Linked DNA regions of Mus musculus: region 2 is linked to region 1. The links are chromatin loops, found by intact Hi-C in ENCODE. Cell type or tissue: gastrocnemius. All regions are shown on one strand. Links, peaks and the distances in the headings refer to the core of each region. The heading gives the core; the rest is flanking DNA.

Region 1 (2,915 bases), core at 253-2,752:
AGCTCACTCATCTTCATTTTAATCCCTCCAGTACCTAATAATTTTTCTGATCAAATTTTTATTTAAAAGTAAAGGACTTCCTTTTATTTTTCATTATTTGTCTGTATACGACGAAGGCATTGGGTGGGTCCCTTGGAGCCAGAGCTATAGGCAGTTGTGAGCTGACAGACGTGGGTGCTGAGACCCAAGCTATACAAGTGATATACACACTGAACCATCTCTGCAGACATGATCAAGTTAAATTTAAAAGCAATTTTGATGAGCAACCCACCTTGTAAAGCATTTGATTTCAATTTCTGCATAATTATCTCTTTTTCTGTCTGTCTGCTGAAGTGCTAGGAACACCAGGCAAACATTATACTCTCAAGCCACACCCTTGGCCCTTTTGTGGTTGGGGCTCTAAACTCACAATCAGCAGCAGAAGGTGCACCCAGACATCTGAGGTGGGCTACCACTGACTGGAGCTCGGTATCAGGAGTGGAAACACAAGGCAGTGGCCGGCCACCTGCGGGACTGCAGCAGGCGGCTCCCAAGAGGGCTGGAGACTCGAGGCTCCGTGGACTCAGAAGTGGAGTTAATTAAGAGCACTTCTGTTGTACTTGGAGGTTCTTCTGGGAACTCAGAAGCAGAGCCTCGAGCTTGTTCTATCCAGAGTCACAGCTGAACACTATTACCAACAGTCCCCAGGGCCCGCACTGCAGAAAGTGAGGGCTACAGGCACTGGCTCCTGCTTGCACAGTGTGGGGGCTGTGGCCAAGGGTGGATCTGTTTTCCTCCTGTGTGTTCAAAGACAAGGTCATAAGCTAGACTCCTCACCACAGCTAAAACGATCAAATGTTATTTGCTGAAAGATCTGGTTCCCGAGAGCGTCGGGAGCCATTTGTCTGCTTCTGGGAAAGTCGGCCTGCCAGGCAGAGTCAGGGCAGGTCGGCGTCTGCTGGCAGGTTTCCTGGCCTGGGAAGAGGGGCTGAACGTTCTGTTAAATTTATAGAAAGGAGCAGGGAGGCTTCCTGATGGGAACAAACCTAGCATATGACCTTGTTTCCCACCGCGCTGTAAAGCATAAAAAGACCAAGAACCGTAAACTCAAGTCTGACGTGGTAGTGATCTGCAGCCTTCCCAATTCTAACTCCTGTCTCTGAGTCTTCTTTCCGGCTTTCCCAGGATCATCCTCACTCCCTCCTCAGAGGACTGTTCCACTTCCCACCGGCAGGTGGCGCTCAAACAGGGACGCTCTGAGAGTTTGGGGATCAAGTGGTGGACACCCCAGAAAAAGCAAGTGCTCAGAAAAGGCGAATGTGCGGTGAGACTCTCTCAGGAGCAAAGACAGGATGGAGTAGATAAGGGCGCTCAGGAAAAGTAAAGGAACTCGAAAAAAGTGAAAACACAAGAAAAAAGAAACAAAAATGGGAAATGGAAACGGCCCTATGCTTTCTATACAAATGCTTAAGAAACTGCTCCACACTCGTGGGGCTAAAGAAGGGCAACGGCAACCACCTGACTTCTTAGCTTTTGTGGGGGGGGGGTTGTCCTTGGTTTCCTGAGGAAGGTACAGTAAATCTAGCTGTGGCTCCGTGTATCAGGTTATTTTGGGTTTGTACTAGAATCCACGTGTAAGACACTAAGGGACCATGCCCTCATTTGGTTCTGATTGGTAAATAAAGTTTCCGGCAGCCAATGGCTGGGCAGGATAGACAGAGGCGGGACCTTTAGGATTCCCGGGTGAGGGACTGAGGGAAAGGAAGGAGATCCGCAATGGCAGGAGAGGTGGGGGAGGGAAGCTGCCGTGCCTGAGAGGGTGCAGGGCAGAGAGCATAGCGGCCATCGGGGAGAGCGGCCCTATGAGGGTTGCCTTACAGCAGCAAAGATGGAATATAGGATTTAGTAAGAAATAACTTGGGAATATCAGAGGGAGGTGGATGAGCCATGTGGAGCTTAGGAAGTGGCCTAGTCATTGATCTGTTTTAGGCATTACCAAAACATAAAGGCTGTGCCTGTCTTTCATTTGGGAACCCAGAACATTTGGGGCAGGCATTGAGGAGGCACCGCCGCTGGGATCAAAAATGGGTTACAGGGAAGCAGCACCCATCCAGGATGCTCTGGCAAAGCCAAGGTGCCTGCTCTTGCAGTCTGGCCTCTGAATACTGAAGCAGTGTCTGAGCCACCATGCCCGGAGGAGGAGACGATGATAACGACTGAGCAGCTGGAAGAGGAAGCGGCTAAATATCATAGGGAGGAGAATTCTTTGCCACTTATTGCCTCTGAAGAACTCAAGATTCCTTTCAAGGACAAGTTAGTTACAGAGAAAATCCAACAGCTGCAAAATGCTTTTACTTTGCTGTCTGTGCAAGTGCAGAAATTACAGGCTTGCCAAGCTCAAGGGGAAATCTTGGGACCATCAGAGTGGATTCCTAAGCTGAGAGCCAGTAAAACCCCATGTGTCGAAGCTGGACTGGACCCTCCTTCTGAGGTGGAGTTGCAGCACTGGTGAGAAAGCCATCTGACCCTGAAAGAGGCTACCAGAAGAAGAGCTGATGTCCAGAGATTTCAGTCTATATTATCAGTTATAGAACAAGGTAATGGAGTCAGAGTTTATCAGCCTCTTCCGTTTAAACAGTTAAAGGAATTAAAAACTGCTTGTGCACAGTATGGGCACAGTCCCATTTACGCAGGCTACGCGTAAATGGTCCACCGAGGCCCTCCCTCCTGGGGATTGGTAACAACTGGCAAGGGTGTGCTTGTTTGCCGGAGTAGATTTTTTATTATGGAAATCAGAATTTGCTGAGCAGTGTCAAAACACTGCTGAGATCAATCAAGCACAGCCGATAGGTTTCAGATGCTAGCAGGAGAGGGGCGGGGTCAGGAGACTGCTCAGCAGTTACAGTTTGATGCAGCTGTTTATGCACAGGTTAATG
Region 2 (2,915 bases), core at 172-2,671, 170 kb after region 1:
ATTCTAGATATGCTAAGTATCTGGTTCACCGGAACAGGCAGAGAACTGAAATCTTAGGAGAGAAAAGCTGAACTTTGTGAATTGTTAAATTTTGTATGAAAGCTTTAGATCCTTGTAATTCCCATGGAGCAGTCTTATCCTCTCCATTTCCCAGCTTGAAAAACCGAGGGTCAGAGAGACTGTGGGAAGGCTCAGAAGGAACACAGTAGCCCAGGCCTCCCCAGCTTGGTGTCCTTTATGCTAACACTGCCAGGAGAAAGCTGCCCTAATGCCAGATGACTACAGGGGCACTGGAAGAGACCTACACGTTGCCTTTAGCATAAAACCTAACTTGAGTTTTTTTCAAGAACATTCAATTATGGGCCTTTCACAGGTCAGGGATCTGAGGTTGCATGAAATTCCCCAGAGCAACCTTCACAGCTAATAAGTGAGGCTAGGATCCTTCCGTTAGTGAGTATTTATTTCACAAGCTGAGGGCTCTCTCTGGACGTTTGTGCACATGCGTGTTCTTATTGTTCTTGATCACATCCACTGCTCTTTGCTTCTGTTGCCTTCCTCCCTCTTTCCTCGTCTGGGAGTCCATGTTTTACTTTCATGTTGCCCTGACATCATCCTGTACAGAAAGGAGGAACACTCGCGTGCGCGCGCACACACACACACACACACACACACACACACACACACACACACACGTTGCATCTCTTAGTAAGACTGGCTTATTTCACTTAACACGATGACCTCCAGTTCCATCCATCTCTGAGCAAGCAATTACATTCATTATACATGAATAACACTCCATCGTGTGTGTGTGTGTGTGTGTGTGTGTGTGTGTGTATGTGTGTGTGTAGTTAGCACTTCCTTTATCTGTTGGTCCTCCAGTGATGGGCATTGACATTCATGGGTCTGCAGGGACCTTCCTAGTAATCTGCCTTTGGCTCTTTGGCTTGTGTACCCTGGAGTGTCCTAGCTTGACCCTATGTGAATTCTATCTTTAATATTTTGAAGAGCCTCTGGACTGATTTGCACACTGGTTGTACTCGGTCATATTCCTGCCATTTACAAAGGAACCTCTGGCTGTCTACCCATGGTCCACATCTACTCCTTTAGTTGAATCTTAGCAGCAGAAATAAATGACCTATACAGAAGTGTGGTCTTGTTGTTGGAAACACAAATTGGAAGCCCTGATTTTTGTCTACTGAAGGTGAACATGTGACCTCAGATTTCTCTTCCTGCAGAGAAACTCAACAGAAACGTCTGCACATGTGCCAGAATGTTTATGATTAACCTAAAAGAGGCTAGAAAGATGGCTCCGTGGTTAAAAACACTGGCTGCTCTTCCAGAGGACCTGAGTTTGATTCTCACAGCCATCTGTAACTCTAGTTCCATAGGTTTCTGATGCCCTCTTCTGGCCTCCACGGGTACTGCATGGACAGGTTGAACCCATGCTGGCAAAAGATACATGTAAGATAGAAGTAAATAAATCTTTTAAAAATAAGTATTAAAAAATACCAAAAGATCCTCATGAAAAGACTGGATATATAAGCTACAGGGTATTCATATAAAGGATTATTAAATGTCAAGAAAAATGAAGGAACTAGTTTATTGAGTGACTCTTTTTTATTCATTGAGAATTTTACACACACATATATATAATGTGTTTGGCTCAACACCCTAACTCCTTCACCTCTTTAGAAAGAAATCTAGGCTCTGTGGCATTCACTGTGAAACTCCATACATATAAAAATCCCCCAACTAAGAAAAGCTTGAAGTGTGTTGTTAGACATTGGGACAGTAACTACAGGGTGAAGGCACAACTGTCAGGGGCACAAAAGAGATACTGTTCTACTTCCTAGTTTCAATAATAGTCACTTGAATGTACTTACTTTGGGAAAACAAATTTAGGATGCACTCTGCCCATATGGTAAAAACAAAACAAAACAAAACAACAACAACAACCCCAAATGAACAGACAGATCAGTGGTTGAGAGCACTTGCTGATCTGGCAAAGGACCTGAGTCCTAGCCCCTACATGGCAGCTCATGACCATCTGTAACTCCACTTCCAGGTGACACAATACCCCCTTCTAGCCTCTGAGGGCCCTATGCATGCATAAGTTACACACACATACATGTGGACTGTCTTAGTTAGGGTATCTATTACTATGATGAAAAATCGTGATCGAAGGCAACTTGGGGAGGAAAGGGGTTCACTTACACTTCCATATTACAGTTCCTCATCAAAGGAAGTCAGGACAGGAAATCAAACAGAGCAGGAACCTGCAGGCAGGAGCTGATGCAGTGGCCATCGAGGGGTGCTGCTTACTGACTTGCTCCTCATGGCTTGCTCAGTCTGCTTTCTTATAGAACCCAGGACCACCAGCCCAGGGCTGACACTACCCACAGTGGGCTGGGCCTCCCTCATCAATCACTAATTAAGAAAATGCACTATAGCTTTGTCCACAGGTCAATCTAGTCAGGGCATTTTTTTTTTCAATGCTCTTTTTCCCAAAATGAGTTGGTCTTGTTTCAGGTTGATATAAAACTAACCAGCACATGGGCAGAACACTTATATTAATAAAACAAAAAATAAGTATATCCTAAGAAAAGGAATGATAAGTGGTCCATTGTTAAGACAATGGTGCCTTGAGTCAGCTTAAGGCCGGTTACAGAGGAAAAGAAGATGCTGTCCCTGCTGTCATCCACTGGTCAAGCTCTCCCAACAAAACTAAGGTTAGAAGAGAAATGTATCAACATTTGCACAGCAACCTGCAGACGTGACGCGGTTACTCATTTACTGACCCTTAAAAACAAACAGGACATAAAATGCAGAGAGAACCTATGTACAGCCTGTGCTGAGATAAATGTAAGAGGCAGGTGATGCGTGTGGCTGTGGCTTCGTTATTCAGCCAAAGAGGA

The links. Hi-C counts contacts between places; a loop is a spot of excess contacts. Peaks named below come from ENCODE experiments on the same cell type or tissue, not always from the same donor. Only the 100,000 strongest peaks of a DNase experiment are listed, where the experiment ranks them.
Region 2: it touches region 1 in a loop (2.1-fold over the local background); 10 of 42 quality-filtered maps call a loop at or near these places.

The regions. Positions count from the first base shown.
Region 1 is chr7:35,685,718-35,688,632 of GRCm38, forward strand. It overlaps Dpy19l3 (dpy-19-like 3 (C. elegans)), which reads right to left. Exons shown (of 19, transcript NM_178704.3): 19 at 1-2,915. Among named protein-coding and RNA genes, the nearest start is that of Gm42379, 27 kb to the left of the region's middle. In gastrocnemius, for the core only: a CTCF peak has its summit at 1,214 (motif pointing right); DNase peaks (open chromatin) are centred at 959, 1,212 and 1,722; H3K4me3 peaks cover 1,458 bases; H3K27ac peaks cover 1,159 bases.
Region 2 is chr7:35,858,401-35,861,315 of GRCm38, forward strand. No RefSeq gene overlaps it. Among named protein-coding and RNA genes, the nearest start is that of Zfp507, 57 kb to the left of the region's middle. In gastrocnemius, for the core only: a CTCF peak has its summit at 1,406 (motif pointing left); a DNase peak (open chromatin) is centred at 1,410.